Linked DNA regions of Homo sapiens: regions 1, 2, 3 and 4 are each linked to region 5. A link is a loop called in an ENCODE intact Hi-C map of the cell type or tissue named here. Cell type or tissue: mammary epithelial cell. All regions are shown on one strand. Each heading gives the region's core, and the rest is flanking DNA. Links, peaks and the distances in the headings are about the cores only.

The links. Hi-C counts contacts between places; a loop is a spot of excess contacts. Peaks named below come from ENCODE experiments on the same cell type or tissue, not always from the same donor. Only the 100,000 strongest peaks of a DNase experiment are listed, where the experiment ranks them.
Region 1: it touches region 5 in a loop (16-fold over the local background); 19 of 110 quality-filtered maps call a loop at or near these places.
Region 2: a loop joins it to region 5, with 21 times the contacts of the local background. A loop is called at or near these places in 11 of 110 quality-filtered maps.
Region 3: it touches region 5 in a loop (12-fold over the local background); 7 of 110 quality-filtered maps call a loop at or near these places.
Region 4: it touches region 5 in a loop (2.5-fold over the local background); 2 of 110 quality-filtered maps call a loop at or near these places.

Annotation. Positions count from the first base shown.
Region 1 is chr1:170,686,944-170,693,186 of GRCh38, forward strand. All of the region lies in intron 1 of PRRX1 (paired related homeobox 1), which reads left to right. Among named protein-coding and RNA genes, the nearest start is that of PRRX1, 26 kb to the left of the region's middle. In mammary epithelial cell, for the core only: a CTCF peak has its summit at 2,776 (motif pointing right); no DNase peak of the experiment used is centred there.
Region 2 is chr1:170,008,058-170,014,300 of GRCh38, forward strand. All of the region lies in intron 10 of KIFAP3 (kinesin associated protein 3), which reads right to left. Among named protein-coding and RNA genes, the nearest start is that of KIFAP3, 64 kb to the right of the region's middle. In mammary epithelial cell, for the core only: a CTCF peak has its summit at 2,568 (motif pointing right); no DNase peak of the experiment used is centred there.
Region 3 is chr1:170,761,982-170,768,224 of GRCh38, forward strand. No RefSeq gene overlaps it. Among named protein-coding and RNA genes, the nearest start is that of PRRX1, 100 kb to the left of the region's middle. In mammary epithelial cell, for the core only: a CTCF peak has its summit at 3,929; no DNase peak of the experiment used is centred there.
Region 4 is chr1:170,792,186-170,798,428 of GRCh38, forward strand. No RefSeq gene overlaps it. Among named protein-coding and RNA genes, the nearest start is that of PRRX1, 130 kb to the left of the region's middle. In mammary epithelial cell, for the core only: no CTCF peak of the experiment used is centred there; no DNase peak of the experiment used is centred there.
Region 5 is chr1:170,926,916-170,933,158 of GRCh38, forward strand. No RefSeq gene overlaps it. Among named protein-coding and RNA genes, the nearest start is that of MROH9, 5.5 kb to the right of the region's middle. RefSeq lists an enhancer at 5,367-5,556. In mammary epithelial cell, for the core only: CTCF peaks have their summits at 1,261 (motif pointing left) and 3,018 (motif pointing left); a DNase peak (open chromatin) is centred at 3,046; H3K27ac peaks cover 487 bases.

The sequences.
Region 1 (6,243 bases), core at 729-5,728, 240 kb before region 5:
ATTGACTGGACGCTTCTCCAGTCCCATCCCAAATGCACGTCATTCAAGTTTTCTTACTAATTAAGCATCCTCCCCCAGCCCCCCACCCTCAGAGTACCACAAGGTTAAACAAAAAGCAAAATTTCTATGATAAGAAGAGCTTTTTACAAAAAGGTCATCTTGACCATTTAGGATTTCTCTCTCTCTCTCTTTTTTTTTTAACTTTACAAGTCAGAATGTTGTGAGTGAAGAACAAAATAAACACGAAACAGGCAATTTCCAAAACCCCATTTGTGAAGGCTGGTTTTTAAACGATGAGAAAATGTCTGCATTGCACATTTACAGTCTGTTGAAAGCATATTTGGTGAACAAGCCCATTGGAGGCATTTATTGAAACTAAACAAGAACTCTTGGCCTACAAGTCTCCTTCTCTAGCCTCTTAAAGGCAATCTGTTTGGATGCTCAGGGATGCTCCCCAACTTTTGTGAATTCTGTCTTTTCTTTCCTGCCTTAAGCTAACAGTAGATGACGTTTGCTTCGACAGAGCAGCAGGACACAAGGGCTAAGAACATGGACTTGATATAGCGCCCTTCTCCCGTCACTTAATTGTTCTATGAAGTCGCCCTCTGAGCCTCACTTTCCTTTTCTCTAAAATGAGGATTATAATACATCCTTTATAGGGTTTTTGTAAGCATTAAGTAAGATAATGTATAGGATATGGTTAGCATTGTGCCTCGTGTGTAGCAAGTCCCTGCTTCATGGAAGTTATTTTATAGCATGTGCTTGATTCTTATTTTACAATTGAACAGACATTGTGGAGTCCGTTATCACTCAGCCATAAAAACTGTGTGGATATATCCTTGAAATATTTGTAAACATCTGGAAACAATTTAGTCTGAGGACACTTTAGGTAACTAAAAGGACTCATTCTCAAAATGAATATATAGTCTCAGGAGACACCGGGGTCAAAGAGCAAGTGGCCAAATACTTCTACTCAATTCAAAAAGCTCTGTGGTGAGAAAAAGGGGAAAAAGAAAGGAGAAAGAGAAGGACCGGGAAAGAGAAATAGCTAATCATCAAGAATATTTTGATTGAGAAGCAATGTGTTGCTTACTCTATAATTTAGAAGTCAAGCATGTAGGCATACATTTATTCACTTGCTATGTGACCTCTAAATTCATTGTCATACTTCTCAAAAGTTGCTATTATTATTATTTTTCTATTACCCTAAAGATCTTGAGAGATGAAATAAATCCTGGAGCTCATTGTTGACTTTGGACCCAGAAAGCAGTATAAAATAAGAATGTAAGGAAAACTAACACTCCAAGTACAAAGTGGGTCCAAAAACTGTAATGTTATATAGTGTTAATATATATTTCTGAAACTGGACTGTACTGAGGCAGAAAATTAAGGTATCTATTTTTTTTCTATTTTTCTTAAAAATTGCTTTTATTTAACCAATCCATTTGAAAAAGTAATAGAATTTTTAAAAATTTACTCTTAAAGATAGCTTTGTCCGGTATGTTTCAACAGTTTCTAACTTTTAATATCCTTGAAAATTAATTTCAGGTGAATGTTCAGGGTTATACAGATTTATGAAATTTATTTACCAATAAAATTTTATGTTTAAAAGGTATGAATATTGACTTATTTAAATAAAAACATTTAAATAAACCTCCTATAGTCTGCTGACTATATCGTTTCATAGACGAAACATTATAAGACCAAAATAATAAAACTGCTATGCTTGCAAAGTAAAATAAATGGGCATATTTAACATATAAAACTTTACTATGTTGTACTGATTTTTGCACCCATTTAATTGTGACACTTGAAGAGTTTGTCTTTGTTCTGGGAACTGTTTACAGGAAATTCCTGACTGACATTTTTTTCTTCCCATATCTTAACTATATACTTGCTAATTTCAGTACTGAAACTTATTTGATAATTTTGTGCTGACTCAAGTTCAAGTGAAATTCATATTATTCTTTAGCTATGCATCTTTTGGTTTTTAGTTCTGTGACAATATAATTGTTATCAATATACATTAGAAATCAATAGCATATTGATAATGAGATGAAAGATTAACTGAGCTAAACATAGATATTTGAGACTTTTTCTTCAGGAATTATTGATCTGAAGTTGTATTTAATCTATCAGAATATGCTCTTTTCTAATCCATTGGTTCCCCATCTCAGATTCCCTAACTTCTTTGGGCAGTAATAGAGGACCTTTATTTTTTTTTCTGTTATTTCAAAAAGATTAATAAAAATGTATGTTTACTCTCTATAAGCAAAAGAAGAACTTAAGATTTTTGACAGGATTGATAATAATTTAGTGAGACTCTTTCTGTGGAGCTGTGTACTGTTCTTAGAACAAAGTAGGGACTCATTAAAGAGCTGAATAAGTCAATGAATGAACAATATTCCTGGCTATCTCAGGCTAAATGATATCATAGTCTGACAATTTTGAATTTACTTAATGCAAATGACAAAATATAGTTGATTTAGTAGAAAAGGTTTTAAATCATGGAATCTATGTGGGAAGGTAGTCCATGGGGCTGCAACAATTGAGAACATTCATAAAGATGTGAGTGGAAACAAGGGTGAGTTTTGAGGAAGATTTGTGTGTTTAATCTTTATATGCCTGTGACCAGATGTCTATGCCAAGAAGCACATGTTTTTGTTTTTGTTTTAAACTTTCAGTTTATGGTTCCAAGGTCCTGATACTTATCAGCTTTAAAAAAATCGTTTTCATTTTTTAGGTAGTTTTCTTGCTTTTGGGCACCAGGTGGCGATATGGAGTGAGGTGGGGAGTGCATGGGATACACAGGTTGGGTTGTCATAAAGACCAAGCATCTGTAGAGCCGAACTGATGAGATTTAATATTCCGTCTCTCTCTCTCTCTCTCTCTCTCCCTCTCTCTCTCTCTCTCTCTCTCTCTCTCTCTCTCTGTGGGTGTGTGTGTGTGCGTGTGTGTGTGTGTGTGAGAGGGAGAGAGATCCAAAAAGAGAAAACTTTGTAAAGATTTGGTTCCATTTTGTCTGAGAAAGACTGGATTGGCATTCCTCATCTGTATGAAACACTTCTCAACAGATTCCATACAATATATCGCTTGGAAAATTCAAGAGCTGCCAGGTCTCTAGCTCTTGCTAGCATTTGGTTAGCATTTCACTGTATATAAGATCCTTACTCCTCCCCTCCCCCCCCATTTTTTCAACATTTACTGAGCACCTATAATGTCCCACGCACTGTAATAAGTATTAGAAATATTGCATCAGATAAGGTCTGGTCCGTGCCCCCTATGAGCTTATAGTTTAGCAGAGATAGACATATGAACCCTAAATCAGCTGCATGTTATGGCTTCTGCGATGGAGTCAGGATCAAGGCAGGATATAGAAGGGTCACAAGGATGAACTTGTCAGCTCAGTGGGTAAAGAAAAACATCATGGGAGATATGAACTATAAGCTGAATAGTGGCAGATGAGTAGATATTCATCACTTAGAATAGACTTGGAGAGAGAAGTTATAATAATCAATTTTGCTCCTTTGAACCCTTCAGGTGTGTGTGGTGCGTATGAGAAAGTCAGTTGGATCTTAGCATTTATTTATAATAATATTCATAAGCACAATCTATAGCTAACATTACCAGCCTAGTTTTTGAATTTGAAAATGTGAGAAAATAAGTGTTTGGTAAAATTCAACTTCCCTGCTTCCTCCTATATATGAGAATTTGTGTGATAAGAATAATTATAATATAAATTAGACTTTAAGTATTCAAATGTTTTTATTGGGTCAGGGCAGATTAAATATGTGCCACCTGAATTATGTACCAGAGAGGCCCTGGAACTGTGACTCTGGGAAAGGTATCAGTAAAATTAAATTTAGAAGATATTCAGAGAGATGGATATTTCAGAAAATGTAAGAGACTACAGAGAGAACAGCAAGTTAGCTCGATGCAGTCTTTGCTGTGAGCATCAAAATAAGGAAATGCATGAACTGGTCAGACATAGTCCATCAGAAAAGGCTTGATTCCAAAGAGAAGGTACTCGTGGTTTTATCTAGACAGACAAAAAGAGGCTTGAGAGGATAATGTAATGAAAAGATGCTTGACAAAATTTAGGGATGGATAATACACTAATTTGTGTTTTTGAAAGCTATCGAGAGAGCAAGGTAATGTAGCCTTTCAAGTGAGGGCCATATTTTATTCACCACTGTTTTTCCAGTGCCAATCATAGACCTGGAAAATGGTTGTGCAAAAGGTATTTGTTGAATGAATAAATGAAAGAAATAAAGCAGATGGGTTGCATGTTTGCAACCAAAGAGTGGATTAAAAAATGTTTATTAGCCAACCAGAGAGTGAAATATAAAGTAATGTCTTTTAGAAACTGTTGATGGATTTAATCAGATCAAACTTACATAAATAATGAGAAACAGCTTGCTTTTATAGAGTTGCCACTCAAATGGATTCTGACATCCCTAAGAAGAAATTTATTCCCTTTTCCTTCCCTTTCCTTCCATTTCCTTTCCTTTCCTTTCCTTTCCTTTCCTTTCCTTTCCTTTCCTTTCCTTTCCTTTCCTTTCCTTTCCTTCCTTCTTCCCTCCCTCCCTCTCTTCCTTCCTTCCTCCCTCCCTCCTTGCCTGCCTCTCTTCCCCCACCTTTTTTAGTTCTTTTTAATATTTTTGTTTTTATTTCAGATATATTGTTGTGTCAATTGCTTTCTTTAATTTCACTCTTTCCTCTTCTCTCTTTCTTTCTTTTCCCTTCTCTTTTCACCTTTTCTCCCCTCCTCTCCTTCCCGCTTTCTCTTCTACTCTTATGTGTTGTGACAAAGATAGTATTGAAAATAAACAAAATGAAGCATAGTCCAAATGGTTTAACGTAAAGGATGAAAATATTAACCCTGTGCTCTGGGTTGTGGTCAACAGAGTTCCAGCAGCAAGTTTCAGAGCACTATGGGGCCTTCTGTTAGGGTGAGGGGAAGCAGTGTTCTCTAAGCCTGCCTTATCAGCACATTTATTCAAGAAATATTTAATGCACAGTTATTGTGTGCTTGGTACTGTGTTAAGTGCTATGAGGAATACAAAGCTCCCTGTCCTTTAGGAAACTTAAGAGGTCATATATGGGTCTAGAATCTAGACTCTAGATATACACATAAATATAATATCAAATGGAAAGTCATGCCATGAGAGAGGAGCCAATTCCATAATAAAGTTGTTTTTATCCTGGCAGACCAAAATTGAAGTTGGATCTATTCAGGTTTACATTTCCAGGAAAAATATACATTTGTATTATTAATAACAATTGTCCAGGATCAGGAAGCCCTTTCTAATAACTGACATAAATCCTTATGGGGTAAGAACCCAATTTATTTTCCATTGTTTCAATACTTTTGATTAAATTCTTAATTTGAAGGGTTTAACTCAAAATAACAGCCTACAAAATTCCAATAAATAGAATTGGTGAGCCTGTCGGGATATCTTTCCTTAATTCACTCTTGACATATTTTACAATGTAGCTAACTTTCTAGAATGTAGTTAAGGGATCACCTTACATTATTCTTAAATTGTTGTGTGTATTTGATGAAAAGTTAAAGCTGTTTTTTTTTTTTAAATTCAGGCCACTAGAGTTCTACTATTTTTTAAGAACCAGGTCTGTTCTAGTTGAATCTTTTTTTTTTTTTTCAAGATAGGAAGTAATCATCTACAACAAGTATTGGGGATTAAAATGGGTCAAATAGAGAATCTTCATGGAAATAAGTGGAAGAAACCCCTTAACGAACTAACAAATCCTCTCTCTCTCTCTCTCTCTCTCTCTCTCACACACACACACACACACACAGACACACGTGCACACGCACATGCATCTCTCACATTTTTCTGCAACTGAGACTTCTAGAATTTTTATATCATCAAAAGGCTTACCTTCTGCAGAAAGCCCTTGACCCTGAGGTGTCTTGGGAAATTTTAGGACTTGGCCTAATCCTATATATATGCCAGACAAATTTTGACAGCCTTATTGCTTTTCATCATGAAGTGATCCTGGAACTTTTCCTAAATATTCAGGCATGTTAACACCAGCATCTTGATTCACTTCCAACCCAACCTTCAATTTATTCCACTTAGGCTAGTCACAGCATTTTTCCCCAGTCCTTCTGTGACCCAAGCAATTCTGGGAGACTGCAATGTGTGCTGTTAATATTTGTAGCATTCTCAGGAGACAGAAGCTATAGAAAAGCTAAATACCATGGTTTTGTTATTACTA
Region 2 (6,243 bases), core at 610-5,609, 920 kb before region 5:
CTAGCCATATGCAGAAAACTACAACTGGACCCCTTCCTTACACCTTATACAAATATTAACTCAAGATGGATTAAAGACTTAAACGTAAGACCTAAAACCATAAAAACTCTAGAACAATACCTAGGCAATACCGTTCAGGACATAGACATGGGCAAAGACTTTATGACTAAAACACCAAAAGCAACGGCAACAAAAGCCAAAATTGACAAACGGGATCTAATTAAACTAAAGAGCTTCTGTACAGCAAAAGAAACTATCATCAGAGTGAACAGGCAACCTACAGAATGGGAGAAAATTTTTGCAATCTATCCATCTGACAAAGGGCTAATATCCAGAATCTACAAGGAACTTCAACAAATTTACAAGAAAAAAACAAACAACCCCATCAAAAAGTGGGAGAAAGATATGAATAGACACTTCTCAAAAGAAGACATTTATGCAGCCAACAAACATATGAAAAAAAGCTCATCATCACTGGTCATTAGAGAAATGCAAATCAAAACCACAATGAGATATCATCTTATGCCAGTTAGAATGATGATCATTAAAAAGTCAGGAAACAACAGATGCTGGAGAGGATGTGGAGAAATAGGAACGCTTTTACACTGTTGGTGGAAGTGTAAATTAGTTCAACCATTGTGGAAGACAGTGTGGCGATTCCTCAAAGATCCAGAACCAGAAATAGCATTTGAACCAGCAATCCCATTACTGGGTATACCCAAAGGATTATAAATCATGCTAGTATAAAGACACATGCACACATATGTTTACTGCAGCACCATTCACAATAGCAAAGACATGGAACCAACCCAAATGCCCATCAATGATAGACTGGATAAAGAAAATGTGGTGCATATACAACATGGAATACTATGCAGCCATAAAAAAGGATGAGATCATGTCCTTTGCAGGGACATGGATGAAGCTGGAAACCATCATTCTCAGCAAACTAACACAGGAACAGAAAATCAAACACCGCATGTTCTCACTCATAAGTGGGAGGTGAACACTGAGAACACATGGACATCACACACCAGGACCTGTCGGGTGGTGGGGGGAAGGGGCAGGAATAGCATTAGGAGAAATACCTAATGTAGATGATGGGTTGATGGGTGCAGCAAACCACCATGGCACATGTATACCTATGTAACAAACCTGCACATTCTGCATATGTATCCCAGAACTTACACTATAATTAAAAAAACTTTAGTTAATATTTTAAAAGCTGACATAAAAATTTGGAACATTACTTAATTTAAAATGTACAATAATATCACACACAACAGAAAAAAAAGTGTGAATAAACTCAAAAATTCAGAATTGTCCAAAAGAGTTCACCAGTGAAATGCCACTTTTATTATTATTATTATTATGTATGCACTCTGTAAAACACTGCCATCTGTCACTATGTGATGTTTAACTTTTATCCAAGAATGAAGGCCCTTCCAAAGAACACATTTCAATTGCGTATTTTATGCTTGCTCTTGTGCTAAAACCATCCTCAAGCATATCAAACAATCCTCAGCTTATGAAATCTCTAAACCAAAGCAAATGAGAGGTGCAACAAAATATATGCATGATGCATCAGACAAAAAGCTAGGAAAATTTAACTTTTCAAGTTACTTTTGAAACACTATCAGTACATATTCTAGGGTACTGAAGAATACACTATGACAAGGAATTTCCTTGCCATCTTCCAACCCAGGATAGTCTGACGTAAGGAAGCACCCTTGAGACATATCAATGTCAAATGGCTTAATAAGTTTTGACAAGGAAAAAAATTTTTTTGAAGATCTGATTCTTGGATAAGCCAAAAAAATCTTTAAACACTTTTAAAAACGTAACACTATAAAAATCCCCAAAAAGACTGCATCTAACAATTAAGTAAAGCCAAGTTTTGTAAGTCCAATTCAATTTGCAGATAATCACATTTGCTGAAGCCAATGGCTATGATAGATCTCCCAGATGGTAGCATTAAGTTACCAGACATAAGAAACTATCTGTCAAAGTATAGGAATGATAGAACTGAAATGATTTATAACTGATACTGAACTAAGCAGAAATAAATTTAGTATCCTTATGAAATCTCAGGAAAATAACATTAAAAAATAAGAAACGAATAAATTTGGCAATATTTAAGAGAAGGAAAACAAAGGAATATTCATATATAAGGTTTTCCATGGAACCAATTAAAATTTTAGATTTTCTGCACTCTTAGGGAAAGATCAAAACTACTCAAACAATTTCAGCATGAGATAGAAAATTTAAAATAATTATTTATAATATTCTTTACAAATCCCTTTTTGTGTCTCTGGTGTTAATAGAAAAAGCTAAAATCAAAATTCTTAAATGAAATGCTTTATGTGACAAAACAATATTAAAATAATTTTTGGTTCTATTGAATTACAGTTTCCCTTAGAGCCTTCCATGGAAAAAGGGCTGAGCTATAACACAATTTCTCCTTTGCCTTTAATTATTCAAATCACAGAACCTTAATTTTATATATTTTTTTCAGTTTGTTTTCCAAGTAAACTTTGAGTGAAGTTATTCAGTCATTAACACCAATCTCACAACAGCAGGGGTCGCAATGTACTAGTTAAATGTTTCAGGAAACTGAGAAGCAGATTAACTGTTCATATTGCATAGATTTATTAGAGCATGAAAGATTCACAACTCATTGTACTCTAGTGAAAATAATCTATCATTAAATATAAAAAAGATTTTTCTGTTGTGGGGGTCCCCAAATTATAATAAAGAAAACCTGCTTAAAAGCTGATAGCATTTCTAGTTGAAACAGCATAAAAATCACTTATGCTAAGTTCTACCATGTGCATTAGCTCCACAGAGAGGCTTCTACACCTCTTAAAAAATAAGTAATTTCTATATATGAAATAGGTAATTCTTTAATTCAGTCAACTGTCAACTTGAACATATATCAAACAGTGAGTTTATTTCTGAAGAAAAAAGCAAACTGACCATTCATGTCTACTGCATACTTTTAAATTCTTTTCTCCACAGTGAAGAAAATGTACCCCAAATACTTTAAATATTTGATTTACAGAAGGTTTCTGCCATTGAATTTCTTTAAATTTTAATTCCATGTAAATCACTCCAGTTATTTGCCAAAAAATAATCTAAAATAATTTAGATTGTCTACTATTTAACACATTAAAAATCAACTAAAAATAAAACTTAAAAAAATCCATCAGAAACAGTGATATTTCTGAAGGTTTGAAGGAAAACAAGTCTAACCACCTCCTCTAGTTCACTATCTTTCATCAAACCAACCAGGAAGATCAAATCAATGAGTAGCTAATAACTAGCATAAAAAAGGGAATACAGTAAAATACAAAGTGTCCATTGCAAATAGAAAAGGTAAATACTGTTTTGTGAACATTTTTGTTTAATTACATATATTAAACAAATGTTTAAATATATATCAAATATAATATGTAATATATAGACATATATTGACATGTGAATATACATGTATATAAACATATACACATTACATACACATGTGAGGGTTGGGCTACACTGTAAAATACATATTTAAAATAATATACTTTTTAACCTTAGGAAAAATATATCTTACTACGGATTGAGGTAAAACAAGTGTGAAAGTCAGTGCTCTAAATAAATTTTTCTTGTCCTTTTCAAATTCATGTCCTTTATAACACAGTTTCCTTACTATATCTTTTGTATAAGCATTGTAGCCAAAGACCACATATGTTAAATGTATCACTGAATTACTCAATTGAGAAGTTTAGCTTACTGTGTTAGGAGTTAATGATTTAATTGTCTACACATGTAACATATATATTAACAAATGTAAAAATGACCATTCTAGTAATATCATGAAATCAATTATACACTAAATGCAATTTCTTTGAACACAGCAGAGAGATACAATTAAGCAAAATCAGTTTCTTCAGAGTCAAAAGAAATGTTACAAGGTCCACACAATAAAACTCAAGAACATTACTAGGAATAGAACCCTTGGGGAACTCATTTGTAATTCATTTTTTAAAAAATATACAATTCAAATAAGTTCAGTTGTCAGTTTCCAAGACCACAAGAGAATAGAAATAGATTATTATAGAAAAGAAAAATTGCTGCTATAGAAATGCTGCTGGTACAGAAGAAATGTGAAGTGACAGCCAAGGCCAGGGGAAAAACAGAAAAATTGTATATAAAAATGAAAAATACATGGCGTTCTGGGGCCATTTAGCAAGGAGAAATCCTTGGGCATGGTAATAATATTTATGGCCCTGTATAATAAATTATCTTCAGACTTGCAAACTTTAATAAATGATAGTAAGAACAATAACAGCTACACACATTATAGCCTTTGAACCTAGGGACTCTGGCTCCAAATCCCATGCTTTTAACCACTACACTATACTGCTTCTCACTAAAATTTAAAATTACGTTCAAGATATTAAAGTAAATTTAAGAAAATACTTTAGAAAACAAAGATGTAATTGATTTTTAAAAGACATTCTGCTATAAACTGAATGTCTATGTTCCCCCAAAATTCTTATGTTGAAACATAATCTTGAATGTGATAATATTTGGGGCTGGGTCCTTTGAGAGGTGGTTACGTCATGAAAGCAGAGCCATCATGTACGGGATTGGTGCCTGTGACAGTCTGTTGGCATGCTGCTAATACAGACATACCCAAGACGGGGTAATTTATAAAGAAAAAAAGACTGGGGAGGCCTCACAATCATGACCGAAGGCAAATGAGGAGCAAAATTACATCTTACATGGTGGCAGACAAGAAGAGCTTGTGTAGGGGAACTCCCATTTATAAAAACATCAGATCTGGTGAGACTTATTCACTACCATGAGAACACTATGCGGAAAATGCCCCTATGATTCAATTATCACCACCTGGCCCGGCCCTTGAAACGTGGGGATTATTACAATTCAAGGTAAGATTTGGGTGGGGACACAGCCAAACCATACAGTGCCTTTAGAAAAGACACCTCAAAGGCTCCATTTCCCCTTCTGCCATGTGAGGACATGGTGAGAAGACAGCTGTCTATGAACCGGGAAGCAGGCCATCCCCAGAGCCTGCATCTGTTGGCACCTTGATCTTGAACTTTACAGCTTCCAGAACTGTGAGTAATAAATTTCTGTTGTTTATAAGTCACCCAGTCTATTCCCTTATAGAAACCTGAACGACCTAAGATAACTGTGTATGAAATGATTAAACACCCTTAATAATATAAGCCTGGAGAACTTATCAAAAAAGATCCTTTCTAGATATCTAGTGTTTTGGGATTCTATGTATATTTCTTTTGATGATAATTTCACATATTTGTAATTTTGTAATATTGCATTATCTCATTTAACTTTTCCCTATTCATATATACTATTATTATCTACATACTGAAGATGAGAAAACTGACATACATATATATATATATATATAAAATACATATATATATGTATATTTTAGGTAATTGCATAATACCACATAACTGGTATCTGATGAAGCCAATATTCAAAGGCATATAGCCTGGCTCCACAATCCTAGCTCTAATCAATGTGCTCTGGAATACCACAGTTGCCAGATGGACTACGTCCTGTAGGATTTGCTACGATGTGTCAGGACGTGATATTTAAGAGATTCTGGTAATCCTGAAAACCCAAAAATAACTTTCAGGATCAATTTTCTTGCTCATCAATGTTCCAGTTCTACTCATTCCAAGCATTTGTCCACTCCCTTGAAGTTAGGCATGGCGATGTGATTTGCTTTTATCAACAGAATGTAGCAATATGAATTTGTCACTTCAAAAGTGGAAGCCTTTAAGAAAAGCATGCAATTCTCCATATCCCTGTTCCGTCACACTTCTCTATTTCTGTTCCTGGTACTAGCATTCTAATAGTCATAGATTTTATGACATCTTTTTCTATCATCACCCACATCCAAACAGTAACTATAACATTCATTTCACCTACGATATATCCCTTCTGCCCTTTCCTTTTGCCTCATACTGGACATACTACATCTTCTCTAAACGAGGTTTTCTTTACTTCTTGTCTTGCCTATTACAGCAGGCTACTGATCTCATCTTCAGACTCTAATGTGAGTCCATCAAATAGAATACATCAGATTAATTTCCCTTGAGCAGATTTCTGATTATAACCTACCGAGCTCAAAAGTCTACAATGATCCCCACCATCAGTTGTAAGTACAAACTTCTTAGCAATGCTTTAAACTTCATAATACCA
Region 3 (6,243 bases), core at 887-5,886, 160 kb before region 5:
TACTGCAAGGCTACAGTAATGAAAACAGCATGGTACTGGTACCAAAACAGTTATATAAACCAATGGAACAGAACAGAGGTCTCAGAAATAATGCCAAACATCTACAACCATCTGATTTTTCACAACCCCGACAAAAACAAGCAATGGGGAAAAGATTCCCTATTTAATACATGATGTTGGGAAAACTAGCTAGCCATATACAGAAAACTGAAAATGGACCTTTTCCTTACACCTTATACAAACTTTAACTCAAGATGAATTAAAGACTTAAATGTAAGACCTAAAACCATAAAAACCCTAGAAGAAAACCTAGGCAATATCATTCAGGACATAGGCATGGGCAAAGACTTCATGACTAAAACACCAAAAGCAATGGCAACAAAAGCCAAAATTGACAAATGGGATCTAATTAAACTAAAGATGTTCTGCAAAACAAAAGAAATTATCATCGGAGTGAACAGGCAACCTACAGAATGAGAGAAAACTTTTACAATCTATCCATCTGACAAAGGGCTATTATCCAAAATCTACAAAGAATTTAAACAAGTGTACAAGCAAAAAACAACCCCATCAAAAAGTGGGAGGATATGAACAGACACTTCTCAAAAGAAGACATTTATGCAGCCAACAAACATGAAAAAAACCTAATCATCACTGGTCATCAGAGAAATGCAAATCGAAACCACAGTGAGATATCATCTCATGCCAGTTAGAATGGCAATCATTAAAAAGTACAGATGCTGGAGAAGAGAAATACAAACCCTTGTTTTTTGTATTCGTGGAGAAATACGAACTCTTTTACACTGTTGGTGGGAGTGTAAATTATTTCAATCATTGTGGAAGACAGTGTGGCGATTCCTCAAGGTTCTGGAAACAGAAATATAATTTGACCCAGCAATCCCATTACTGGGTATATACCCAAAGGATTATAAATCATTCTACTGTAAAGACACATGCACACGTATGTTTATTGTGGCACTGTTCACAATAGCAAAGACTTGGAACCAACCCAAATCTCCCATCAATGTCAATGATAGACTGGATAAACAAAATGTGGCACATATACACCATGGAACACTATGCAGCCATAAAAAAGTATGAGTTCGTGTCCTTTGCAGGGACATGGATGAAGCTGAAAACCATCATTCTCAACAAACTAACACAGGAACAGAAAAACAAACACCGCATGTTCTCACTCGTAAGTGAGAGTTGAACAATGAGAAACATGGACACAGGGTGGGGAACATCACACACTGGGGCCTTTTGGGGGTGGGGGGCTAGGGGAGGGATAGCATAAGGAGAAATATCTAATGTAGATGATGGGTTGATGGGTGCAGCAAACCACCACGGCACGTGTATACCTATGTAACAAACCTGCACATTCTGCACATGTACCCCGGGGAACTTAAAGTATAATAAATAAATATAAAAAAAGAGTGTGAATGGAGTCTCACATACCATGTATTTTGATATTTAAAAGTTATAAAGCAAGGTAACACACAGGTAAATAAAACACACCATACTATGCTATGTTGATTATCCTACATTTATAGCAATCTGAAAGGCTAGGTTTAACTTTAGAATTCCTGGACTCCTAGGAGCTCTACTCTGGGAATTCTGGATCCCTGGAATTCAAGACAGTCCCTGGAAACCAAACTCTGGTCTGCAAAGGCAGAAGCGCTGGCTCTGGGTGAGCCAGTCCCCTTGCCAATGGACTTCTTATTCTTACAAAGCACATGGCTGGAGGAGGGCTGAAACATGGCCCTCTAACACACAGGACCCAGGACAGATACTGCCAATATTTCCTATATTTTACCCCTCTCCCAGTTTCTCCTTTTCCCTAAAAAGTGTCTTTTAGTATCTCTTCATCTTTGCATACATCACTCCCTCACTCCTCCTGACTTTCTTTTTTGTGTAGAACACCCATGCTGACTCTGTTTGAATAAGACCTTGTTCAAATGACATTTTATCTTTGAAGCTTTGCAAACTTTCTTAGGTAGAGATAGTTCATTTATGCTTTGCAGTCCCTTGGCATTTTGTTTATGTCTCTTTGATGGTCTTTGTTACTCTGCATTGGAATCACTGTCTTTCTCCACTACACCATGAATGCTTTGTGCATGTTTGGTCTCTTGTACCAAAAGAGTGATTGGCGACACATAGTATTCCCTCTTATAAATATATTTACTGAGGGAATCAATGAATTAAATATACTCTTGTGGCCCCAAATATGCCATGCTATGTAAAAGTTTATTTATCTTGAAGCATTACTTGTCTCTAAGAGTAGATGTAAGCATCTACATGACATTGTCCTAGTGGGAACTGGAAACAGTCCATCCAGATGTTTGGTATCATGTGGATAAATCTCCAGATGATTGACTGAATTTTTCAGTTTTCATCGGAATGATTGGCGTTGTGTATATACGGCCTTATGTTATCAGCCCTGCACTCGTGCCACAGTGGGTTCAAAAAGTTACTATTACAGACCCAAATGCTTAGTGAGCTGTTAATGGGACACACCATTCTTCGTCGTATGCTACTCATGTGAAAGCTGACAAGTTTAGTGCCAAAGGTGATTTCAGTCCATCAGTCCTCATTGTCATTATCAACTAGCATGTATTAAGCATTCACATGTGCAAAGCACATTTTCAAATGAAAGACATCATGACAAACATTTGCTGATGAAAGGGTTTTTTTTTTTTTTTTTTTTTTAAAGCTGTGGAATCAACTTTCTGGCTGCCTACTATGCTATTTTATAAGAATTTGCCTAAAGAGAGTTCAAAGCATGTACTACATTTTGATGATTAAAATCTCACTCATCATGGAAGTTCTGGTTCCCTCATTTCTCACTCATGCTTATGCCCTTGCCCTTTATCCCAAACTCTGTTTATTGGGTGTGCAGTTTGTTGTCACACTCTGCCACTTAGCTTAAGTAGCTGAGGTACAGTGGAAACACAGTACACTGAGAATCAGAAGTCTGATTTCTACCTTGCCTCTCTCATTTGTTGATTTGAGGAAAATTATTTCGCTTCTCAGACACTTGGTTTCCTGATTTGTAATCCTCAATACCTGCCTTATGGATTTGCTGTGAGGCTAAATAAAATAATGTATGAGAAAGTGCTCGAAAACTCCCAAGTAATACAAAGATATTGTGGATTATTGTTATTTGACATTTGATTTGAGGTATTGCCTCTCTTCTAATACAATCTTAGATGGAGTCTAAGGAATTGTCCTTGGGGGGTCCAGATGTAACAACAAAATAGTAAAAAATAAATAAAAGCTAATAAGCAGTAATGATGATACTTGTGATGGACAGAAAACAAAGATAATCTTTTAAGCACTGATAGAAAATTTGAGGCCTGAAACTTTCCAGAGGTCTCCAAGGAGATTCCAGGACTCATGCAAATTCCAAGAGTCAATGTGCTCCTTCTATTGCACTGCCCTCTCCCAGAGAGAGTGCTCCCTTAGGGTGTTATAAAGTGAGACCTAATTTTTCATGTGTTTTTATGTGGCTCTCATGATGGAAGAGCTGGAGAGCATCAAAGATGTGGCTCAGGGTGGTGTGGGCAAGGGATTCTGTCCTGATGGGGGCCTATGGGGCCAAGTGTTGCTATCCCATGTGGGGTTGTGATGAAAGGTAGCTAGCCAACAAATATGGAATTGTCCCTCTTTCTGGAAACAATGACACGGGCAAATGTGCCCTAGTGGCTTTTTTCTGAACAAATATATCTGGCCAACCGTTTCCCACAGCTCCTGGAGAAATTTAAGAAAGTAGACATTTAAAAAGCCCCACTTAAAGGGGAAAATATAAGCACCCATTATAGAATTGACAGAGTAAATTCAGAAAAGATATTCCTTAGATGAGAACTAGTCAAGAGAAAGGCCAGAATGTTAAAAAGGAGTTGTTTTAATTGCACAACAATACCACATGGTGGCTCTGGAAAGAACTGCACTGAGTATAAAATGTCTAAAACCTGTTTTCTCCCCTGCAGGGCCTTTCTTCAAGACATTATGTGAATTTCACGAAAACACGCACGGTTAAAAGTGGAACATTTGGTGAATATTAGGGATTTTAAAAAATGTTTCAAAGAAGTATTTTAAATGGTCATATTTTATGGAGCCTTCTCTGATGGTCCCCCAGGCAGATAGACATCTTACGATGCACAGGCAGCCCCACACAACACAGCACTCTGTGTTGCACGGTAATCAACGAGATTACTTGTCTTTCTCATCCAAAAGGTAGTAACTTTCTTGAGGACGGAGTTGTGTGTTTCATGTCTGAAAGGCAGGCTATGTGGAAAGAGCCGGTGTTCCCGCAATGGAGGTGTTTCTGCACTCACTCTTCCAGAGTTAACTATATGACCGTAAGAAAATTACTTACTTTTTATACTCATTTTCCTAATCTGCAAATGGTTAAAAATTATGACTTCTTCAAAGGGTCATTGCAAGGAAGGTAAGTTCATGGGTGAATAGTGCCTAGTACATAGCAGATAAATTATTATTTATTGTTGAATATTTAAATATAAGATGCAACTGAAAAACATCTGCTCGTGTTTTTCATTTTGAAAACTGTGGATCTTTTAAAAAGACTCAATGAAAAATAAGGATTAAAATAAAATGATCTTTTTATACCGCCTTTGTTCTTTCTTTTAATCTTCTCTTTTACCATCTTTTCAGGAAGACACTCATTGGATTACGCTTTTATAATTTTCCTAGCCTGTCTCTAATATCTCCTACTATATGTAACAATATGCCCATAGCTTTGTGACTTGTAAGTATTCCCTCAGCCCACAAATTCACTAACATAATCTTTTCTTTCTCCATTTTACTGTCAAAATTCACATGTTTCTTGCACAGGTTCTCCTCACATTTCTTCACTGTGAAAACATTACAAACTTGCAAAGCTTGTTTATTACCCATCACGATACAGGAACTAAACACACTCTTGAAGATCTCCCAGTGACTTTCTTATCGCCAAAATTCATGGATTTTATAATATTATTATCTTATTTTTTAACATTGGAAGGAGTAAAAGTTCTATGTTCTAGATCCAGAGCCACAGTTGATTAATTTTATAATATTAACTGAGTCCCCCTAAAACTCTCCGGACTTTAACTTCTAAATACATGTACTTTGCAACATTGTGAGAATAAAATGAGACAGACTCTATGAGAGGTCTTTGGAAATTGTGAATTTTTGTACTCATATTAGGAATTATTGCTCTTAGTACTATTATCAAAGGCATAAAATTAAGTAGAAACAAATCCTGCTCTGGAAGACTCCACAGTCTACTGTTGAAGGAAGACCTATGCAAAATAATTTTAAAGTAGTCAGGTGAGTTCCAAGAGAACTAGTATAAAACTTTTTTTGGAAAACCTGGAATGGAATGACTACGTTCGGGAGACAAGGAGTAGGCATTTGATTGCTATCTGTGGAATTGATGAGAGAGTGATATTGATGTAGAGAAATCTTTGAGTAGAATCTGAAAGGTGAATTAGACCAATGTAAGGAAGATGATTCCAAGTAAATATCCTGGTAGGATGCATGTGGTACAGTGAAAAGTAGCCAAGAGCTGTGTTGCTCAGGGAATGTATACCATTATTACATTGTGCTCATTTCCAAAAAATAAAGTTCCAGAATGGCAACAAAGACAATTGTGTATAGATACTTCTTTAGCCTCTCCCAAATTATGTTTCAGTGATAATTCACCTTTCTTCCAACTTCGTTCAGGACAGTCTTAACTGGGAACAATTTTGCCCCCCAGGAAACATTTGGCAATGCCTGGAGACATTTTTGATTGTCAAAACTAGGGGACAGCTACTGGCCTCTGGTGGGGAGAGGTCAGGGGTGCTACTAGGTATCTTTCAGTGCATAGACAGCCCCACAAAACAGAAAATTATTCGACCCCAAGTGTCAATCCTGTTGAGGCTGAGAAATTCTGATCTAGGAAAACTTCTTCCCTTAACTCCCCTCCTGTTAGGGGCACTTTGGACATCATTTGCTTTAATTATCTTACCTCCTCACTTTATTATCCCGTGTGTCAATATCTGAAAACTCTTCGCAATATTATTTTGTATTTCCTTTTCTCAGATGGGTAATGTGGTTTCTGTTTCCTGCTAGGCTCTTTTGACCAGTTTTTGAGTAAAACAGAAGGAAGCTAGAGCCAGAGATTGAAGGTGAGTTTTCATGAAGGTTTAGTGAGGCATTGCATTAGAGGAGTTTACAGTGGAGTGGAAATCACACAAA
Region 4 (6,243 bases), core at 578-5,577, 130 kb before region 5:
TAAAAAGGAAAGCATAGTCTCTTCTCTGCCTCATCACGGGAAGGTCGCCAAGGGAGGCACAAGTCAGGAATGAATGTAAGTGAATAGAAAGAAGGAATAAGGGAAGAATAGCATAAGGCCTTTGGTTGCTTGTGTTTTGGGGCAATATTTTTGTGGTCACTTTCATTCAGTACCTGGATCTCTGAATTTCATGGGATTGATGGGGGCCTCTTGTTAGTACCTTATGTTTACATCTGTTTGTCAGGTGGTACTTCTAAGTAACAGTAGACAGATTTCTAGTATTTCTTGGATTTATTTGTTTCTAGTGGTTGTCCCAAAGATTCTAAGATCAAACCCTTAGAGTCACACAGATTTTGAATCCACTCCTATGTTTGTAGCATCTTGGTTGTTTTCTTGATTTCTTGTGTGTAATAATCTTGGGTGACCAGTGTTTCCTGGCCCAGAATATTTTTCTTACATTCTCTTGGGATCTTTAGGAGGACAGACCTTTAATTCCTTCTTTGTATTGCCTAGGCCTAACTATTGAGGATTTCTATAACAATCTCATATGGCTTCTCTTCAGCCATGCAAATCACATTAAAGGCAGCCTAGGTTTACAACAGTACCCAGACTGAGAAGTGCCTATACAAAGAGTGACAAGTGCTTTGGGGAGGCTGAGGACTAGGAGACATGTAGTTTTATGGTGTAATGTAAGGAAAGAGACATACTAGTAATATAGAGATGAGTAAGCAAGTTTTAGATAGACTATGTCTATTTCAGACAACAAACATTTATTTATTTTTGCTAATATATGCAAGTCCACAGACTAGAAATTCAGAGCATTTAAAGACGAATGAAATACAAATTAAAGAACTCAACATTTCATGGGTTGAGGGTGGGCATTGGACACATGACATTTGATATAAACTGGGGAGTGATGCGAGCCTATTGTCTCAGACTACTGGAAAGGAGTAACAAGGCAACAAACGACAGGTCATGTTTTCAAGGTCACTTGTCTTGGCACCCCTCGCTTACACAGCTGCAACCCTCACCTATCAGAGAAATTAGACTGTAGATTTAAGTGAAAATTAACATTATTTAGGAAATGGTTCTTAAGGTGATCTCATTTTCTCCTCTTGCCCCTATATACTTTTTCACTCATCTGATTTTGCCATTATATTCATTAGAATGATTTATAAATAGCCATTTCCAGATTTTTCTTAGTTTCCATTAGTTTCAGTCTTAAATCATTCACAGACTCGTGGGACTATATATTTCAACATTACTTCTGCCTTAATATGTCCCAAGCAGAATTTGCCTTCATCCCCGACGGTACCTACCTCTTCTAAGTTTCATGACTCTAGCCTTCACACTGTCACAGAATCAGGCATCTGTCACCCAGGTTCCACATTCTTTTATTATCTTTAATCCTTTCTCCCCTTTACTTTATATATCTGAGTGCCAATGTGTCAATTACTATATATGTCTAACAAATCATCATTCTTATTCAAATTACCATCAACTTTCCCTTTGCCTACTGAAATTACCTTTCTCTTATCCATCTATAATTTATTCTACACACATCAGCCAGAGTAATCTTTTAAAAATGCTAGTAATATCTGGGCATTGCCCAATGTCCAATGCCATCCCATCACATTTAGAATAATTTTTCCTTCAGTGTAGAAGCACCTAGATGATATAGCCGCCTTCTAAATCTCCAACTCCATTTCACCTTATTTCTTGCTCACTGCATTCAAATCCACATTGCCCTCCTTTCTGTTCCACCACCACACTAAAATTGTTTCCTGTTAGGGCCTTTGCATTAGCTGTTCCCTCTGGTTGTGACGCTTGTCCACATCCTTTCTTGACTGGCTTCTTCTGCCATGCAGGTCTCAGCTGAAATATCTATCAACTGCTCAGAGAAGGCTTCAGTGAAAATCCTCTTCCACTCAGTTTTTCTGTATAACAATGGCCCTTCATAGCATTCATCACTCTCTGGTATATTCTTTATTCATATAAGCTCTATTAGTGCTTTGGGCTTATTTGTTGTCTACCTATCTATGTATCTAAACTAGCCTATCTATTTATCTATCTGTCTATCTAGATATAAAGGCTGCTTGAGCCTTCTAAAGTGTCTAGAACAAACATCAACACAAAACCAAACATAGCACTTACACTGAGAATACAGAAATTTATATGATAAAATGTTGTTGTTGGAAATGTACCTGTTATAAATTCAACACTGTCGCCTGGTCTGTAAGCCAATGCAACCAATCATTCCCTCTCAGACTTCTTTCTATAATTTTAACAGACTTTTCCTTTGAATTTACGTCTTTAGAAACATAATATCATGGGTGTATTTTACCATACTCAAGGAATTGTTCTGTCTTTACAAGTCTGCTTCAGGTAGATCTGATGCCATCATTCTGTTATTTTTGTGTATCACCTTCAGTATTGAATTATGAAACTGCTTTGCATATTATTGTTTTATGTGTTTTAGTCCTGTGTTAACAGGATGATTAATATTCTGCATTACATTCATCTAAATTCACCATATTGCTCAACATGGACTAAGCATCTGATGCATTCTTTTCAGGTTGGTTTTTCAACATTATCTCTCTATAATGATTATGGTCTCTAAATATGATATTAAGAAAATGGTATTTTGTTTCTTCATCTGTTGTTTTCTTTCCAAAAATAGGAAAGGAAAAGAAAGTCTGCCTCCGGGAAAACTTTCACTTACAGCTTTTACCAAAAGAGAATAAGCAACTGATTGCAGAGAACCAGGCTGATGGTTTTATTTTACTTCCCAGCAATAAACAGAGTGGAAATGCTAATTATGAACATTTTAAAGTTTTTTGAAATGAAAATGTATCTCAAATTAATTTTTTGCTTTATATATTTCTTTGGAGTAAAGAGGGCTGAAATTTAATCATCTTCCATTTTCAGTATATTCTGAATAGCATAAATCCTACCAAGCTTTTAATTCATTTCTTTGAGGAAGCTCTCTTCTTTACATTTCATTTCCTGAGCCCTGCTTGGCAGTCCGATTTGGTGCTATCCTGAGTGCTGTTTTCAAAATTGGTCTAATTGCAAATGTTGGAGACCACTTAAACTGTGGAAACTTATTACCCATTAAATGTTTTTGTTCATAAAAAGAAGATATATTGAATGCAATTTACCTACTATACTCAAATATATACTTAATATTATACCTAATATGTTTCAAATATAATAATAAATTAACAATTTATTATTTATTACTCATAACAACAATTGTCATTTAGTGAGGAACTATGACTCTTTAGGGCCAAGAGTAAAAACTATACTGACACTTAAGAATACTATGGGGTAGTCCTTATTACCTCCATTTTGTACATGGGAAACTGAGGCTTAAAGAGTTTAAGAAACATGTCCAAGTGGCAGAAGTAGAATTCAAATAGGGTTCTTCGTGGCTACAATACCTGTGGCCTTAATTTCCTTACTGTGTCATTTTTATTGATGCTGTGGTCAAGCAGACTTGTATTCAGATTCTGCTCTGCTTTTACCATAGTCAGTTGCAGAATCTTGAATGATTGGCTGGTTCCACTGGAATTGGTAGACAGATTGTCAGGTGACCTCCTAGGATGATTGCTAGGCTTTTGTTTATGGTTTGTTGAAAAGAAAAATGGTATTTGAAGTCACACGATCTGGATTTAAATCCTAGGTCTAGGAATCCCTTGGGCAAGTTGCTTAATGGGTTTGAGCCTTAGTCTTCTTGCCTATAGATTTGACAGCATTCATATTTTCCTTCAGGCATTATGTTATATAAATTCGTATTGGGTTAGAGGATATCTTAGCTCAAATCCAAATGGTAGTCCAAGACAATTGGCAAGCTGATGGGAGTGTTCTACCAGAAACCTATTTGCACAGATACTTTGGAATCTTCTGGTATGTCTGGAGAAATGATGAGATAACCTGAACATATGTCTTTGCAGGGGAATGAGAAGCCTTCAGCCAGAAAATTCATGCTCAGAAAAGAAGGAGCCAGTGGTAATAAATTTGACCAAATAATAACAATTTAATTTTTGGATAAGAATAAAAATTAAAAATAGAATTTGGTGTTCATCACAGAAATTGTCTTCCAACTTAGTTTCCACTGAAATTAAGATCAAATCCTAAGTAGAGCATAAAGACTAAAAGAGCTATTTGTTAAATTATTTGTAGAACTTCGTGGCACAAGAAAAAGCTGCTTTGGGATTCCTTTGATGGAGGAAAGCACAAAAAAAGAATCTCCTTTAATTAGCCACAGGCCACTTCACAGATTTAAAAACTCAGGGCATTTGAGAACTGGAGACAAAGGTCTAGGAAGCACCACTGGCATCAGAAGAATATTTTTCAGAAGAGTGGCTGGTCTGGGTGAGGCCTGAATGTCCCACATTACCATGAATGCATGGTGGATGTGACTTCACACGGAAGATGCTCTGCTGGGCTGCGCCTGGCAGCAGAGGATTTGCTCACAAGGAAATCTGTGACTTTCTCTGGGTCCAATAAAGAAAACATCTTAGAGGTATTTTAGATGATTCTGAGGCTCTATGAGAGCAGTCAAGAACAAAACACAAAAGTCAGTGTAATCATCGTTATTATTGATCAACATACACTGGCAAGATCTGTGGAGATGGGTTTAAGGATAATACATTAGAAAAATTATTCTGTAAAGTGTTATTCTTAGTTTTCTCCCACTCTTGGCCCCTTATTGCAACACTGGAAATGCTCAAGGCATTCTTGTGTCTCATAAATAAGGTCAAATATCACACCAGAACTACACTGAAGAGTGTTAAAAGATACTTTTCAAAAAAATTAAAATGATCACCCTTATACAAATGAATATGTGTCTAAGATTGCATTCAGTTCATTAATTATGAGGGAGTAGGATGATGGCATGGTGCTATGGACTGAATTGTGATCCTCCAAAATGGAAGTCATTACCCCCAGTAGTATCTCAGAATGTAGCTGTATTTGGAGATAAGGACATTAAAGAGGTAATTAAGTTAAAATGATGTCTTTAGGGTGAGCCCTAATTAGTCTAATTGGTGTCCTTAAAAGAAGAAGAAATGCAGACATACAGAGATGCCATGGATGTGCACACACCGAGGAAAGACAACGTATGGACACAGCAAGAAGGCCGCCCTCTGCAAGTCAGGGAGACAGGCGTCAGGAAAAACCAACCTGCCAACACCTTGATCTTGGACTTCAAGCCTCCCAAACTGTGAAAAGTAAATTTTAGTTGTTTAAGCCACCCAGTTTATGATATGTTATTATGATAGCCTTAGCAAAGGCTATCATACCTTAGTAGGTTCAAAGAGCATTTGAGAAGCTGGGAATTTATAGGCAACTTAATGAAGGAATATTAGAATAAAATTTCTTGATTAGATACAAAGCTGGTAATGTCCTTCAGAAGAATAAACCATGACTTTGGGATTATATTTTCTATTAGATAAATTTAGCTCCATATCTACGAAACAAAAATCTATCAACACATAGCTTCACTTAAATCTGGAACTTTGAGTTCATAGTAAATAGTGAGTCGAATAAAGTACATTCCCTAGATAACTAAATAATCTTTGGGGTACCTGTTAAACAGTGCCCTTTTATATATTTAGAGAAACCTCACAAGTTTTAAACAATTTTTCAGAGCAGAAGAAATTTGTTCCTTTATCTTAGTCTAAGAATAGCCACCATAATGTACATCTACTGGTCAAGAAAATGTTCTTCCCCAATTTATTAATAAGAGGTATACTACTCCTGAATGTGCAAATCTAATTCTCAACCATAGGAATGTGACATTACAATAGCCTGACCTTGTGCTGTCTCTCAAAGTTTGGGTTATTCAGTCTTGTATGGAAAGTCAGTGGTTCCATCTAGAGAGTTAAACCTAATCTAAGATCTTTCTCAGATGTCTGTAACAGCATGAAGAGATAAGATAGGTGCGTATCTTCCTGTAACTTTTAGGTCTGTATTTATGATGTGCTGAGTAATTATTTGGATATCTGCATTCTCAAGAACCAGCCATAATAATAACCCAGCCCAATCCATTCCTTGGATCAGGCAGGAGACAGAATTCTGTATTGGAAACAATGTTTGGAGGTATAGATCTGTCACAGGGTACGGTCAATTAACATCAACAAACAACATTTAATTTTCTGCACATTGATCAAGAGATTTAGTGCAATTTCAGTAAAATTCCCAAGAGAATTTTTCTTGTAGAAATGGACAGATTTATTC
Region 5 (6,243 bases), core at 460-5,459:
TGCCCTGTGCCCTCCCCCAATGCCTTCCTGCTCCCTCAAGCGCCCACCATTGAGTCCAAAGAGAGTTGCCTCTCTAGATCCTCAATACACTCTTGAGATTCACCATGAAAGTGCATCAAAAAGTATTTTATCATGAGATCTGGAAATAATTTTCTAAAGAATGTATAATACTGTATGTGTATCATGTAAAATCACAGCCATAGAAACTGTTACTTTGGAAAAATAAGCTGTATATCTAAATATGATCTGCTCTTTTTAAAATTTTTTCTAGTAATAATGCTTGTTACTTGCTCATTTATTTTGTAAAGCAGATAATTATGACACCAAAGATTTAAGCAAAACTAATGAAAGTATAATTTTGAACTAAGATATTCTTTCTGTTTGACTTTCATCTGCAAATTAGGAAAGGTCATCATTATTTAATTATGTCAGTGATCAACCTCATGGATCATTGCCACAGAAAGCAAGAGGAGCTCACTGTGATCTTAACGCCTCAGGACACATGGTGTTCTGCTAATATACGTTAGTAGATGCTATAGGACAAAAGGCTTCCATAATCAAATGAGATTGGAAAATGCTAGGTTAAAGAAAGTTAAATACATTTATTTACCACAGGGATACTGTGCAACTTTAGTATGCTAATTTTCAATATGAATTTGCAAAAAGAGGCAGTGACCATAGAATCCTTTGTTCATGGAGCATATTTTTTAAACTGGAAGTCACATAGGTAAATTTTCTCTAATCACATCAGAATGTGACTATTGGAGGAAAAAAGAACACTCTAATTTCCTATTACAACTTGTCATATCACATTACACCTAAATTCATCTGAGAGAAACAGAATTTTAGGAAGTTAAGCATGAGAAAACCATAGCAACATTATTTATTTACTCATTTATTTTCTCTTATGTCAATATGTATTGTTGGAGTTCAATAAGCAAATAATAAGATTTGCCACCAGAGAATAAAGAAGCAGTAGCTATGAAGCGTTGGAAGAGAAGAAATCAGCCATGGGCAATAGATCCAATTTACTATGCAGAAAGCATGAGGTATGTGAAAAACGGAGTGTATGTATGTAACTACATGTACGTAAGTGTATAAATATAAAAGTATATACGTATGTAAGTATATAAGAATAATAATCTAAGAAGAACTGAGTGAGAATGGCCAGCTGAAAGAAAATTCTTAGCTTACACTTGGGGAAACACAGGTAAATGTTTCTAGTAGGAGAGGAGGAGAGTGACCTCTTGTGTTCAGGACCTCCCTTATTTCACTTCAGTATCCTCCTCTTCCAGAACTTCACACAATGTCATTCCTATATGTAAGGTGATCAAACATTAGAATGCATCGGTAAAGGTTATTTTTCTAATTTTGACTATTCACAAATAAGTTCCACTAAGATTAAATCTAGTATAGTTCCATAGTTCTATCAGTTAGGCTTATGTTTTTCTACAAGTGCTAAAAGCTTAACATAGCAGATTAGAAATTTATTTATCTCAGGTGAATGAAGTCCAGACTGAGCAAGTTTGGACAAGGATGAGCAAAGTTGAGCAAGGCTGGCAAGTCAGTTTCATGATCATTAAGGCCCTTAGCACAGGGCTTCCACCTCATTATCCAGGCCGCAATTTTGTCTGTCTGCTGCAGCCAACAGAAAAAAAGATAGAGGAAAAGGAAAACAAAGCAAGGAGGCGTCCAAGAATTTACACATGAGCCATGGTCACGAGGCTTATTCCAAGCAGTCATATACTCAGCTAAACACTGGGGACTCTATAATATAGAAGAAGGAGAAAACACCACAGTAGTTAATAAATCTTCATTAAAGAAGGTAAAACTATATGAAAAACTGCAAGAGAATGGCCAGCTAGAAGAAAATGCTTAGCTCGCATCTTGGGAAGTGCAGTCAAATGATTTTAGTAGGGACATCTGAATATCTCAAAAACACCATTCAAAGAAAGAAATTTCACTGCCTTTCTCATCTCTCTTCTTTCTTACCCTCTTCAACCCAAGTTAGGGAGTGCAGAGGAATCAAATAAGAAAAAGAAGACAAACATACCTCACCCACTTCTGGAGGCTGCCTGACTGCAGCCATGCCTAGTTTGGACAAGGAAAATGTAATTTTGAGTGAAATACATTGTGTTATTATACAAAAAGGGACTGTTATAATTATTAAATTGTGATTATTCTGCTATGTACAGTGACCATAGGGCTTTTTATTAGCAACAAGAAATCAGAAATGTCATAGGTGTGCCTGACATTTGTCCAGGAACAGGACAAAGGCTTTCCTACTTAATAACGTTTACAAGTATAGGGAGAAATAAAAGTAAAAATCACTTGTGATTATATCCTGTGAGTATTGCTTGTACAAAGTGATGGCTACAATAACCCCCCTCAGGCTTTTCCTGAAGTTATTAAAAAAAAAAAAAAGAATGAAAGAAAGCCATAGAGAATAAGGCATAGAGCGGCACTAAATAAATTTAGTGTCTTTCTCTTGATTCACCGAAAAAATATTTATTAAATTCATACTATTTGCTAGTTGTGGTTTATACAAGACATACAATGGGAAAAATCATAGGAAATAGTACAAGTGGATATTTTAAACTCATATCTCATGAGATATGAGAATCCGAATTATTTGACTCACTAACCCCTGAGGGCAGCTGCTGAAATTTCAGACGCAATTCCCAGGAGAGACGCCAGCAAACTTAAGGCTTGGAATTTTAACCCCATTTTACTGACAGAGGCATCACTATAACATGCCTTTTGAGTTTTGTGAACTCATTTAGTTATTTTTCTGTTGAAAGCTGATTCCAACCTAAATGAGTCCACACACTATACAGATGTGATACAGAGGATCTGAAACCTTCTCCTGAGGGTACTAGGCTGGAGAGAGGCCACTTTCCATTGTGTCATGTAAGTGTGCAAATTTCAGTTTTCTCTGTTAACACCTTGAATTCCGCACTAACACTGAATTTCCTTTCTGCTCCCCTAGTTGTAATCTCTAATATGATGCCTGCAAGTTTTATCTTGAGTGACACCTAGTGGTTTCATGTTGTAATGAGAACACGGAGGAGGCTTGGAAGCTCTGGCTAGCAGGCCAGAGGGGTGAGGTTTGAGCTTGTTTTGCATCTTTACCCTGGTCAAATAGTCATGTGAGAAAAATGATTTAGGGATCACGGCAATTCAGACTGTCCCACTTCTTACTTGTAAAACGGAATTTATATTTGTGCTCGCCCTTCGTTGCTGGAATGTTAAAAATCTCTGGAAGAGAGGTGCTATGTTCTTTCAAGTGGCTATGATTATAAAGCAGTTTCCTTCCCTTCTTTGGAAACTGTGGAGGTGTTACAAACCAACACTGAGGGGGAAAGAAGAGAAACAATGTCCAAAGTTCTCATTCCCTGGCCAGAGCAGAGAAAACTGTGGAGATTTTTAGATAGTAAGAAGCCAATGATTCATATTTTTTTGTCTGGTTTGAACTTGTGCTTATTTAAAAGCAAAATGAAAACCAGAATTTCACATTCCAGATTTGAAACCCATTTCAAAATCGTTATATAACAGACTTGATTGTGGTTCAGCAGTTATTTATCTTACTCTTGTCTTTTGTTTTCTCTCCACTCATAGATTATAAAATATTGAATTGGATAGAGTCAAAGGAATTCCCAGAGAACAGACAGAACTAATTCATTATGACTTTCTTCTTAAATTTTAAATTCAGAAAAGCACAGAAAATAATATAGCAAATTTTCATGCGTCGAGATTTTCTTTAATAAAAAAAGAAAATATTATGGAAAAAGTTTATCTGATTTTTTTCTTCATTCTAGTTTTATTCACGATCACTATGATGCATGTGGTATTTATCCTCCTATCCAATTGTTTTAGAAAATTTACTTCATATCAAAAATAGTGTTTTGCACCCAACAAAAATATAGTTCAGTGTGTTATTATATGATAAGTGTCATACCATACATATCATTCTGCAATTTTTTCATAATTTTTTATAGCTATCCATGTTTAGATATACAATCTTAGTCCATTATTTTAATTGCTATTTCCATTGTATGAAGAGATCACAATTTGTTTAATATTAGAAATTTTTTTTCTATCAAAACAAAACAGTGAAAGCATTTTTAGAATGGTGGGGCAAGGACTTCTGCTGTACAGAAAGCATGGCTGCAGAGGCCTCAGGAAACTTTCATTCATGGCAGGAGGGGAAGCAGGCCCATCTTACATAGCTGGAGCAGGAAGAAGAGAGAGAAAAGAGAGAGAAGGGGAAGGTGCTATCCACTTTCAAACAACCAGATCTCATGAGAACTCACTCACTATCATGAGAACAGCAAGGGGGAAAATCCATCCCAATGACCCAATCACCTCCCACCATACCCCTCCTCCAACATTGGGAATTACAATTTGTCATGAGATTTGGGTGGGAACACAAATCCAAACCATATCAGTCTGCCCTTAGCCCCTCCCAAATCTCATGTCCTTCTCACACTGCAAAATACAATCAACTCTTCTCAACAGTTCTCCAAAGTCTTAACTGATTTCAACATTAACTAAAAAGTCCAAAGTCTCATCTGAGACAAGTCTAGTGCCTTCTATGAGCCTGAAAAATCAAAAACAGTAAGTTAGTAACTTCCAAGTTAGAAAAACAGTAAGTTAGTAACTTCCAAGATACAATGATGGTACAGGCAATAGGGAAATATTCCCTTTCCAAAAGGGAGAGATCGGCCAACACGAAGGGGCTACAGGTGCCATGCAAGTCTGAAACCCAGCAGGGCAGTCTTTAAATATTAAAGCTCCAGAATAATCTCCTTTGACTCCATGTCTCAAATCCAGACAACAATGATGCAAGGGGTGGACTCCCAAGGCCTTGGGCAGCTTCGCCCCTGTGGTTCTGCAAGGTATTGCCCCCGTGGCTGCCTTCTCAAGTTTGTATTGAGTGCCTGCAGCTTTTCCAGGTGCACAGTACAAGCTGTTGGTGGATCTACCATTCTGAGGTCTGGAGGACAGTGGCCCTCTTCTCACAGCTCCACTAGGCAGTGCCCCAGTGAGGACTCTGTGTGAAGGCTCCAACCCCACATTTTCCCTCCACCCTGCTCTATAGAGGTTCTCCATGAGAGCTGTGCTGCCACAGCAGACTGCTGCCTGAACATCCAGGCATTTCCATATGTTATCTGAAATCTAGGCATTGGCTCCCAAGCCTTAACCCTTGTCCCCTGTGCACCTGCATGCTTAACACCATGTGGAAGCCAGCAAGGCTTATGGCTTGCATATTTTGAAACAGTGGCCTGAGATGTACCTGGGGCTGTTTTAGCCACAGTGGGAGCTGTAACAGCTGGGACACAAGAAGCAGTGTCCCAAGGGCAGTGGGGCCCCAAGCCTGGCCCTTAAGACCGTTCTTCTTTCCTAGGACTCCAGCCTGTAATGGGAGGGACTGCCCTGAAGTTCTCTCAAGTACCTTTATGGCATTTCCCTCATTGTCTTGGCTATTAACATTTGGTTTCTCTTTACTTATGCAAATTTCTGCAGCTGGCTTGAACTCCTCCCCAGAAAATTGGTTTTTCTTTTGCACCACATGGTCAGGCTGCAAATTTTTATGCTCCGCTTCCCTTTTTAAGTTCCAGTTTCGGACCATCTCTTTGCTTAGGCATGTGGGCATATATTGTTAGAAGCAGCCAGGTCACATCTTAAATGTTTTGCTGCTTAGAAATTTCTTGCACCAAATTCCCTAAATCATCACTCTCAAGTTCAAACTTCCCAATAAGTTCCTCATGTCCATCTGAGACCTCATCAGCCTGGCCATCTCTGCCCCACTGTCAGCAATTTGGTCAAAACCATTCAAGTCTCTAGGATGTTCCAAACTTTCTCTCATCTTTCTGTTTTCTTCTGAGCCAACCAAACTGTTCCAATCTCTGCCCATTACCCTGTTCCAAAGCTGCTTCCACATTTTCAGGTATCTTTATAGCAATGCACCACTCCTAGGTACTAATTTTCTGTAGTAGTCTGTTCTCACACTGCTTTAAATAAATATCTGAGACTGGGTAATTTATAAAGAAACAAGGTTTAACTGGCTCACTGTTCCACATGTTGTACAGAAAGCATGGCTGGGGAGGCCTCAGGAAACTTTCAATCATGGCTGAAGGGGAAGCAGGTTCATCTTACATGGCCAAAGCAGGAGGAAGACAGAGAAGAAGGGGGCTAGAAGGAAGTCAGATGACAACAAAGAACCATAAAAAAAATTACTGG